2 separate regions of the Homo sapiens genome follow, and region 1 is linked to region 2. A link is an interaction called in ENCODE POLR2A ChIA-PET data of the cell type or tissue named here. Cell type or tissue: PC-3. All regions are shown on one strand. Links, peaks and the distances in the headings refer to the core of each region. The heading gives the core; the rest is flanking DNA. Region 1 overlaps CABCOCO1 (ciliary associated calcium binding coiled-coil 1). Region 2 overlaps LINC02625 (long intergenic non-protein coding RNA 2625).

The links. Peaks named below come from ENCODE experiments on the same cell type or tissue, not always from the same donor. Only the 100,000 strongest peaks of a DNase experiment are listed, where the experiment ranks them.
Region 1: POLR2A ChIA-PET joins it to region 2 with 5 read pairs; 2 of 35 experiments call an interaction of 5 or more read pairs at or near these places.

Annotation. Positions count from the first base shown.
Region 1 is chr10:61,736,476-61,741,836 of GRCh38, forward strand. All of the region lies in intron 5 of CABCOCO1 (ciliary associated calcium binding coiled-coil 1), which reads left to right. Among named protein-coding and RNA genes, the nearest start is that of CABCOCO1, 76 kb to the left of the region's middle. In PC-3, for the core only: no CTCF peak of the experiment used is centred there; no DNase peak of the experiment used is centred there.
Region 2 is chr10:61,809,364-61,814,711 of GRCh38, forward strand. All of the region lies in intron 2 of LINC02625 (long intergenic non-protein coding RNA 2625), which reads right to left. Among named protein-coding and RNA genes, the nearest start is that of LINC02625, 56 kb to the right of the region's middle. In PC-3, for the core only: a CTCF peak has its summit at 4,087 (motif pointing right); a DNase peak (open chromatin) is centred at 2,848.

The DNA.
Region 1 (5,361 bases), core at 1-5,000, 73 kb before region 2:
CCCTATTCTGTTCCTTTGGTCTACGTGCCTGTTTTTGTATCAATACCATGCTGTTTTGGTTGCTGTAGCTATGTAGTATAGTTTCAAGTTGGGTAACATGATTCCTCCAGATTTGTTCTTTTTGCTTAGGATTGCCTTGGCTATTTGGGCTCTTTCATGGGTCCATGTAAATTTCAAAATAATTTTCTCTAGTTCTGTGAAGAATGTCATTGGTAGTTTGATAGGAATAGAATTAAATCTGTACATTACTTTGGGCAATATAGCCATTTTAATGATATTGATTCTTCTTATCCATGAGCATGGGATGTTTTTCCATTTATTTGTGTCTTCTCTGATTTCTTTGAGCAGTGTTTTGTAATTCTCATTGCAGAGATCTTTCACCTCCCTCATTAGCTGTTTGCCTAGGTATTTTATTGTTTTTTTGTGGCTGTTGTGAATGGGATCGCCTTTCTGATTTGGCTCTCAGTTTGGTTGCTGCTGATGTGTAGGAATACTAGTGATTTTTGTACACTGATTTTGTATTCTGCAACTTTGCTGAAGTTGATTATCAGCTGAAGGAGCTTTTGGACCAAGACTATGGGGTTTTATAGATAGAGAATTATCTTGTCATATGCAAACAGAGCTAGTTTGGCTTCCTCTCTTCCTATTTGGATGCCCTTAATTTCTTTCTCTTGCCTGATTGCTCCAAAGAAGACATACATGCGACCAACAAGCATATGAAAAAAGCTCAATATCACTGATTATTAGAGAAATGCAAATCAAAACCACAATGAGATAGCGTCTCACACCAGTCAGAATGGCTATTATTACAAGGTCAAAAAATAACAGATGCTGGTGAGGTTGCAGAGAAAAGGGAACCCCTCTACACTGTTGGTGGGAGTGTAAATTAGTTCAATCATTGTGGAAAGCAGTGTGGTGATTTCTCAAAAAGCTAAAAGCAGAACTGGTAACCATTTGACCCAGCAATCCCATTACTGGGTATATACCCAGAGGAATATAAAGCATTCTACCATAAAGACACATTCACGCGAATTTTTGTTGCAGCACTATTCACAATAGCAAAGACATGGAATCAACCTAAATGCTCATCAATGACAGACTGGATAAAGGAAATGTGGTACATATACACCATGGAATATTATGCAGCCATAAAAAAGCACAAGATCATGCCTTTTGCAGGAACGTGGTCGGAGCCAAAGGCTATCATCTTTAGCAAACTAACACAGGAACAGGAAACCAAATACCACATGTTCTCACTTATAAGCGAGAGCTAAATGATAAGAATTTATGAACACGAAGGAGGAAACAACAGACACTGGGGTCTACTTGAAGCAGGAGGGTGGGAGGAGGGAGAGGAGCAGAAAAGATAACTATTGGGTACTGAGTTAAGTACCTGGGTGATGTAATAATATGTACAACAAACCCCTGTGACACATGTTTACCTATGTAACAAACCTCCACATGTACCCCCAAACTAAAATAAAAATTTTTTTAAATGATATCTGGGGAAAATGTGGGAAATATCTTCACTTACCAATTAAAGCGTATACAAAAAAACAATAAATAAAATATCTTATTTAAAAAAAAAAAAAACAAAGACACCTCCCCCACCACTATTCTAATTCAATAGGTCTGGGGTAGGGCTTGGCATCTCTAGTTTTTAAATGCCCCATGGTGATTCTGATGCACAACCAGTGGCTGAAAACCAGCAAATTAAATTTTGCTGCAACTGTGTATAATTTGCCAGCATACGTTCATCTACCATCTACTCTCCCAAAAGAGACAGGAATGGAGGCCAGTTACAGGAGCAGAAAGGTAGCAGGAGCCTAGATCCCATAAGATTTTGTGAAAAGCAGAGCCACCATACAGCTTGGTACTGTCTATTTCTGGATTTTTATGTGAAGGCAAGATAAAATACTGTCAGGTCAAAGCTGCTGGAATTTGAATTTTCTGTCACTTTAACAGCTAAATATAATACCATCTAAATATACCAATATCACTACTTTATATTGCTTGTAAACAAATATATTTTTGCTAGTAAACAAATATTATATTGCTAGTAAACAAAAATTAGCCACCTTTAATTTTTACATATTTAAATTCAAAACATCTTAATGATAAGTCCAGAATCACCTCTATTATAACATATTTTGTCTTCTCAAAAAAATATGTTGTCTTATAATTGTAACTAAATATTATTGTAGTCTACATTATGTCTTAACAATTGTACAATAAATGTTGTAGTGGCTTGAACCTTCTTGCAAATTATGCACAGTAAAAACTATATTAAATCAAGCCCAAATAACTTTGAATTTCAAATATATCAACTTGGCCTGCACTAATAGTAAATTTTGGTCTATAAAAAAACAAAGACACTCATAATTTAGAGACTATTACATGGAGGCTGTTTATAAACCAGCTCTTGCTCTCTTAAGCAGAACAGTTTGAATTTGGCAGCATTTGTTGTTTATATGCAAATGGACATTGCTAATTACAAGTGAGTTTTTTTTTTCTTAAGTCATTTAGGTATATCCAGAATCTCAACTTGTAACCTTTTATTAGCACTGTCAGTTACTATACCAGTCTTTTTTAATAGGGATCTGCAAGAGAACTACATTCTACGGAAAACGATTAAATGACTATTTTCTGAATTTTCTCAAGGATAGTTGCATAGCTAGTAAGATTCTAGATGCATTGGAGAGAAATTAACTCATTACAAAAGTGGATGCCTCGGCCATGAGGGATAAATTCTCTAGGAATCTTGCTCGAGAGGTTGAGAATTGCTACCACTTGAAAGTGAAGTTTTATTTAGAAATATTCTATAATTCAGACTGCTCTCAAATTTAGACTAGCTTTCCACCAAATTCATCCAAATTGAAAGTATTTACTAGATATGGAAGTAGCTTTAATTCTTCAGAAATTTGAGTTCATTTTTTAAATTCTATCTTTGGTAAAAGTTCTCATGTAAATGTTATAAACAGCAATTTAGATTGCAAGTTTTAAGCATGAGACTGGTATGATAACAGCAGTATTTTGAGCAAAGTAACTTGGCAATGTTATAACAACATTTTGAAATGAAAAGTGATTAGGGACAGAGAGATTAATTGGAAAATTAGGAAATTGCTAAGTTTTTTTTTTTAATGCTAGCATATAGCAACGGTAATGGAAAGGAATGGACTTATGTAAAAAATATTGGCTGGGTGCAGTGGCTCATGCCTGTAATCCCAGCACTTTGGGAGGCTGAGGCACGAGGTCAGGAGATCGAGACCATCCTTGCTAACACAGTGAAACCCTGTCTCTACTAAAAATACGAAAATTTAGCCAGGCATGGTGGCACGTGCCTGTAGTCCCAGCTACACGGGAGGCTGAGGCAGGAGAATCGCTTGAACCCAGAAGGCGGAGGCTGCAGTGAGCAGAGATCGCACCACTGCGCTCCAGCCTGGGCGACAGAGCGAGACTCCGTCTCAAAAAAAAAATTATAAAGGAAATTTAACATAGAAGTTGGTAACTACTTGGATATAAACGACTTGAGAAGCTAAGACAAACCAAAATTTGCACACATTTGAACAAGAGGATCTAAAAGAGAAGTTGTGCCATTAGTATAATTCGAAGCCAATTTTTCATAATAATAATGAGATGTGAATATAAGTTTAGTTTTAAATACATTAAGTTTAATGTGATATTGGAATGACAAAATATAAACTTCCAACAAACAGATAGGACTGGATATGTACATTAGAAAGGTCATTACCTCAACTGGGAGAGGGAACTCTTGTATAATAATCTATCGCCATCTTTGTATAGATACAGCTTCTCGTACCATCCACTGTGACATCATGATAGAAAGATGCCAGATCCTGTCTGTGTGTCCTTTGTGGGCAGGCTCTGGACATGTGTGAGTAATGGAGGAGGAGAAACCAGGTTTGAAATGTATGGAGCTAGCAGCAAGCCTACGGGATATTCATCTAAACATCAGCTGTGTAGAAAGCTATTCAAGTCTTGCCATGATTTAAGTGACATTTTAAGAACTCTAAAATATATTTTTGAAGACTTGGAATAAAAACCAAAGTGCAAATGAAATGCAAACATTTTATTCAGTAAATTTTGAATATACCATTTTAACTGCAATTTGGGCAGACTTCTGGAATGTTTTAGTTCAACAAGTGAGAAATTACAACTTCTGATTTGGGATTATATGCAGGGTACCTTCTTTTGTCATCTTTAAATTGACTTATTTACTGAGAACTGAGAAAAAAATTAAAATATAGTGGAATATGAAACGAACAATATAAATGAGCAATGAAATCAATAGAAATTAATTTAACATCAAGAAGTAAATCATAACTCCCCAAAATTGAGGTCATAACTAAAGTAGGAATCCAATAAGAGGGCCGGGTGCAGTGGCTCATGCCTGTAATCCCAACACTTTGGGAGGCTGAGGTGGGAGGATCATTTGAGGTCAGCAGTTCGAGACCAGCCTGACCAACATGGTGAAACCCCATCTCTACTAAAAATACAAAAATTAGCTGAGTGTGGTGTGCACATGTAATCCCAGCTACTCGGGAGGCTGAGGCAAGAGAATCGCTTGAACCCAGGAGGCAGAGGTTGCAGTGAGCCAAGATCGCACCATTGCACTCCAGCCTGGATGACAAGAGTGAGACTCTATCTCAAAGAAAAAAAATAAAATAATAAAATAAAAATAAATAAATAAATTTTAAAATCCAATAAAAGGAAGAAATACATTTTAAATGGAAGCAATGAATAAGTTTCTGCATTGCTTATTATTAATTGCTAACCCAATTAATAGAAGTGAATCATATGACAACATTAAAAATAGATTTAAGCTTCTTGCATTTTTACAAAAAAATAACTAATATTGATGAAGGTAGCATAAATTGTATAATATGCCTTTCCAAGGAGGGCATCAACACAACTTGGTGAATGAGTGCCACCTATTTAAGGAGTAAAGAGTATTTTAAATTGTTTCCTGCATAAAATAACCTGAAAAGAAGCTTAAATCTTTTAGCTAATGTATGAAGAAAACTTGCTAAATGTTTTCTGAAATTGGACATTAATGCTAAAATCTATATGATGTTACCAATAATAAGTTGTGAGGCTGAAGCTTTCCTAAACTATTAATAATTTAAAAACATATCCGTTAACCAAGCTAGAAAAAAGACTGACTAATTTTTCTATTTTTTCTACGGAAAATAATATTCTAATGTTGTTGTACCTGAAGGGCTGATTAGAATATGAAGCCCAAAAAAGTAGGGTTAAGTGTATTGTTGAGATAGGTTAAGCACTTAATTTTTAAATTTAATTTTTAATTTTGTGCTATTTTTGGAATTTGTCAGCTTTTTA
Region 2 (5,348 bases), core at 349-5,348:
AGCAACTCTTGTGTATACACACCCTAGGACCCCTTGTCAGCAGTAAGATCACGGAGACACTCAGCAGCTGAGGCAGAAGTTCTAGACCGTATTTCCACTTTCTCCAATGCCCTTCATCCTCTCTGCCTCTTGGTAGGCTATGGCCAGGGAGTTCATCCATAGCTTAGGTTCCAGCCCCATCCATCCCTAACTTGACCCAGTAGGGAACCTCTAGATTGAGGTAACCCTAGGGCACGTCAAACAATCACACAGGATCAGACTATCACCCAAAAAGCTGATCTTAGGATGTGTCATCACATTAGTGCAAATTAGCTCTGATTTTTCTGTGTCATTAATAACAATTTTGCTGTACAGAAAGAAAACCTTTTATTTCCACAAGCATCACAAAGACCCACGAACCCTACCTTCCTACCCTCACAATTTCATGAGGGCCACTTTCCTCCTCTCCCAACAAACAAACACAAGTAAGAATCTAACTGATCTATTGTGAGCAAAATAATAGTCCTCTTGCTTAGACAATTTGAGCTCCCATCATCCCCAAAGCTTTATTTCTCCTCCTAACCCTCCTCCCCTCATACCACTTCTCTCCTCTGTCTTTAAGTAGCTCATTCTGCATAATGAGGGTCTTTGCAAGGCAAATTCTGTGGTTTCTAAAAAGAATCTAGTGTCCTCATTAGGGTCAATTTTTTAAGGCCCTTCAACTATTTTGAAAATGTTAACTCTGTCCTTGTTCCTTGATTCATTAGTAATGCTGCCAGATCCAATGTATCATTCAATAAGTCCAACCGCTTGTCAAAAATAGTAACTGAATTCCCTATATTGCCAATTCAAAATTTGATCTCCCAAAGCCCAAATACAAAAATACATTAAGCTCCACTGTGTTCAAATTTCATTTGGAGATTATTTGCTGATAGCTGCCAGTTCCCAGGACCCTAAGTCCTAAAATGAAGCCGGAGTTAATATCTCATTAGGTAAAAAGTATGACAGGATATGGACTTTCAGGGATGGGAAGAGCTCAAAAATCATGTAGTCCAACCTCCTTGTTTTACAAACAGGGAAACTATGCTCAGGAAGGCTAAGTGACTTACTCAGGGTCACACAGCAAATTAGTGACATGGCAGAAATTAGAACCCTTGCCTTATGGGCACCCACACACACATATAGACACATGCCCATCATCTTTTGTTATTCCAGATAGTTATGAGGCACCATCTTTTGGGGAATCTAAGGGACAAATGGAGCCAAATTTCTAACACTACCTCTCCTCTGGAGATATGGTTAGACTTTGTGCCCGCACCCAAACCTCATCTTGAATTGTAATCCCCATAATCCCCGTGAGTCAAGGAAGAGACCAGGTGGAGGTCATTGGATCATGGGGGAGGTTCTCCCATGCTGTTCTCATGATAATGGTGATCTCAGGAGATCTGATAGTTTGATTAGGGGCTCTTCCCCCTTCACTTGGCACTTCTCCTTCCTGCTGCCTCGTGAAGTGAATTTCACTTCTAGGTATATACCCAAGAGAAATGAAAACATATGCCCTTGCAAAAACTTGTACACAAATGTTCATAGCAGCTTTACTCATAATACCCAATAAATGGAAACAACCTAATGTTCATCAGCTGATAATGGATAAATAAAATATAACATATCTATACTACAGAATATTGTTAGACAATTTAAAGAAATACTGATACATGCTATAACATGGATAAACATTGAAAACATTATGCTAAGTGAAAGAAGCCAGTCACAGGGATAATTTTTTTTTTTTTTTTGAGACAGAGTCTCGCTCTTATGACTTAGGTTAGAGTGAAGTGGCATGATCTCAGCTCACTGCAACCTCTGCCTCCCAAGTTCAAGCGATTCTCCTGCTTCAGCCTCCCCAGTAGCTGGGATTACAGGCGCACACCACCACACCCAGCTAATTTTTTATATTTTTGGTAGAGACAAGGTTTCACCATGTTGGCCAGGCTGGTCTCGAACTCCTGACCTCAAGTGATCTGCCTGCCTCAGCCTCCCAAAGTGCTGGGATTACAGGCATGAGCCACCAGCCCCAGCCTCACAAGGGATAAATATTATAAGATTTCATTCATATAAAATGTCCAAAGTAAGCACATTCATAGAAACAGAAAGTAGATTAGCAGTTGCCTAGGACTAAGGGGGCAGGGAAGGTTAGGGAGAAATAAGACATGACTGCCAATGGTAATGGAGTTTCTTTTTAGAAGTGATGAAAATACTATAAAATTTATTGTGGTGACAGTTGCACAAATCTATAAACATATTAAAAATCGGGCCAGGCGCAGTGGCTCACGCCTGTAATCCCAGCACTTTGGGAGGCCGAGGCAGGCGGATCACCTGAGGTCAGGAGTTTGAGACCAGTCTGACCAACATGGAAAAACCCCATCCCTACTAAAAATATGAAATTAGCTGGGCGTGGTGGCGCATGCCTGTAATCCCAGCTACTCAGGGGGCTGAGGTAAGAGAATTGCTTGAACCTGGGAGGCAGAAGTTGTGGTGAGCCGAGATCATGCCATTGCATTCCCGCCTGGGCACCAAGAGTGAAACTCCATCTCAAAAAAAAAAAAAAAATCAGAGAATTGAACACTTTACATGGTGAATTATATGGTAGGTGAATGATACACCAATAAAGTGTTATTTTTAAAAATCAGTCTATCATTTGGGCTGCTTTGGTAAAACTATAGAGTTTCAAGGTCAGAAGCATGAAAACCAACTAGGAGGCTGTTGCAAAAACCAAGTGTGAGGTGATGGTGACTTGGACCAAAAAGTGAGTGGTGAAGGTGGAAAGTGTCATTGAGTTTTGTGTTCCTTTTGAAGGATGAGTCAACATCTTTCCTTTCTCAGAAACTGACCATAAAAATATGAGTTAGAGGTAAATGTCAGGTTTGAGGTCTGAGCAATTGATAGTGAAAGTTCCCATGTACTGTGAAAAGGACATTGCTGGCTGGGTTCAGCGGCCCATACTTGTAATCCCAGCACTTTGGGAGGTTGAGATGGGAAGACTGCTTGAGCCCAGGAGTGCAAGACCAGCCTGGGCAACATAGAGAGACCCCGCCTCTGCGAAAAATAGAAAAATTAGCCAGGCATGGTGGCATGTGCCTATAGTCCTAGCTACTCAGGAGGCTGAGGTGGGAAGATCACTAAGCCCAGGAGTTTGAAGTTGCAGTGAGCTATAATCAAGCCACTGCACCGCAGCCTGAGTGACAGAGCAAGACCCTGTCTCTAAAAGAATACATATAAAACAGAAAAAGGACATTGCTGGAAGAAAAAAATTACTGGTGGGACAGGAGACCTGGAGTTTCATCTTGGCTGTGTTAAACCGAAGACCCTGTTCACCACCTAAGTGGAGTTGTCAAGCGGGCACCTCAATCTGGCATTCAAGGGAAAGATGAAAACTGAAAGATAAAAACAGGTATGATCAGCAGGTAGGTACTTTGAACCCTGAGAAAGGTGCCACACTCACCTACCAAGTGAGGGTAGGTATAAAAGATAAGAATTCCAGGGACTGAGTCTAGGAATATGGTAACATTTAGGTGTTTGGGAAATGAAGAGAAACCATTAAAGGAGTTGCAAACGGAGTGGCTATTGAGATGGGGGGAAAATGGGTAAGTATAGAGTCTTAGCACCAAAGGAAAAAAAATGTTTCAATGATGAGGAAGTAATCATTTGTGTCAAGTGCTTCTAATATGTCAAGTAAGATGAGGACTGAGAATACTCCAATGGACTTAGTAGTTTGGAGACCATTGTGTGACATTCACAGTATCAGTCTTAGTGGAGTGTTGGGGGCAGAAGACTGATTCAAGTGACTTCAAGAGAGAATGAAAGGAGAGAGATTGGATAAAAACATAAAGACAATTTGTTCTACTCGTTTTCTTGTAAAGAAGATCTGAGAAACGGAGTGGCAGCTGGAAGAGGTGTGTGTCAGGAGAGGTTCTTTTTCTTTGAGATGTGAAAAATCACAGCATGTTCGTATGCTAATGGGAAATATCTAGGAAACAAATAAACAGGGAGATTAACGATACCAGAAAGAAGGAAACAGCCCAAGAACCAAATCTTGAATAGGGAGAAGAGCTGAGGTCTGGTGGCCAGTAGGAGGGGCTGGCCTTAGACAGGCATGTGGAAGAGGCCAGTGAGCCCAACAGCACAGATTCGGGAAGGTGTGGAAATTGGAACATGTAGACATCTTTTGATTACTTCTGTGTGAAACAGGAAGCAAAATCATTAGCTGAGAGTGGAGAGCAGAAGAGGAGGGAAAGGGATACTAGAATTTCGAGGAGGATTTGTTCATAGTAAAGGAAGGGAAAAACTAGACCGGGCAGTTCTGGCAGCCCTAGGGGTTATTAATTAAGGTGTGATGTTCAGCATGCGTGTTTTCTCCCGCCACATTGAACTGCACAGGAACAAGCAGAGAGTGTAATTTAATCCAGGTTGGGGTCTTCCAGAGGAAAATAATGAAGAGAGAGAGGGTGAACTAGTTGATGGAATGCAATAAAGTGATGATAATGATGGTCCAAGGAGTCTAGGCTGGGTAGAGAGTAAACCAAGAACCTTGAGGAGAGGAGGGACAGTGAAAAGATGATAGGAAAGTGTGGGTCTCGGTGGGGAAGAGATGCAGAGAGCTTGAGGAGGGAGGAGCACATTACATCATTATCAACTATTACCACCTCTGCCTGAATTCATTTACAGGCATTTGTTACATTGAATTAAATATTTTTTTAGAGACAGGCTCTCATCATGTTTTCCAGGCTGGTCTCAAACCCCTGGGCTCAAGTTATCCTCCTGCCTCAGCCTCCCAAGTGGCTGGGACTATAGATGCATGCCACTGCAAAAACTGGATTCAATTTTAATGGATTAATACTGCCGGCAAAGTAACATTGTATGCTAGTTTCCTGGCACTGCCATAGCTGGGTGGCTGAAACAACAGAAATTTATTGTTTGAGTTCTGGAGGCTAAAAGTCTTGAATGAAAATGCTGACAGGGTTGATTCCTTCTGACCATTTTAAGAGAATCTGTTCCAGGCTTCCCTCTCAGCTTCTGGTAGCCTCGGACATCCATGACTTGTGGATGGCATTCTCCCCATGTCTTCACAGTCTTCCCTCTATGCATGTTTGTCTCTGTGTCCAAATTTCTCCTTTTTATAAGGAGAGCAGTCATGACAGGTTAGGGCCCACCCTAATAACCTCATTTTAACTTGGTTAACTCTGTAAAGGCTCTATATCCAAATAAGATCACATTCTGAGGTGCTGGGAGCTTAGTCTTCAACATGTCTGTTTTGAGGCACACAGTTCAACCCATAACACAGAGTATCATAAGTTATAAATACATGCTGA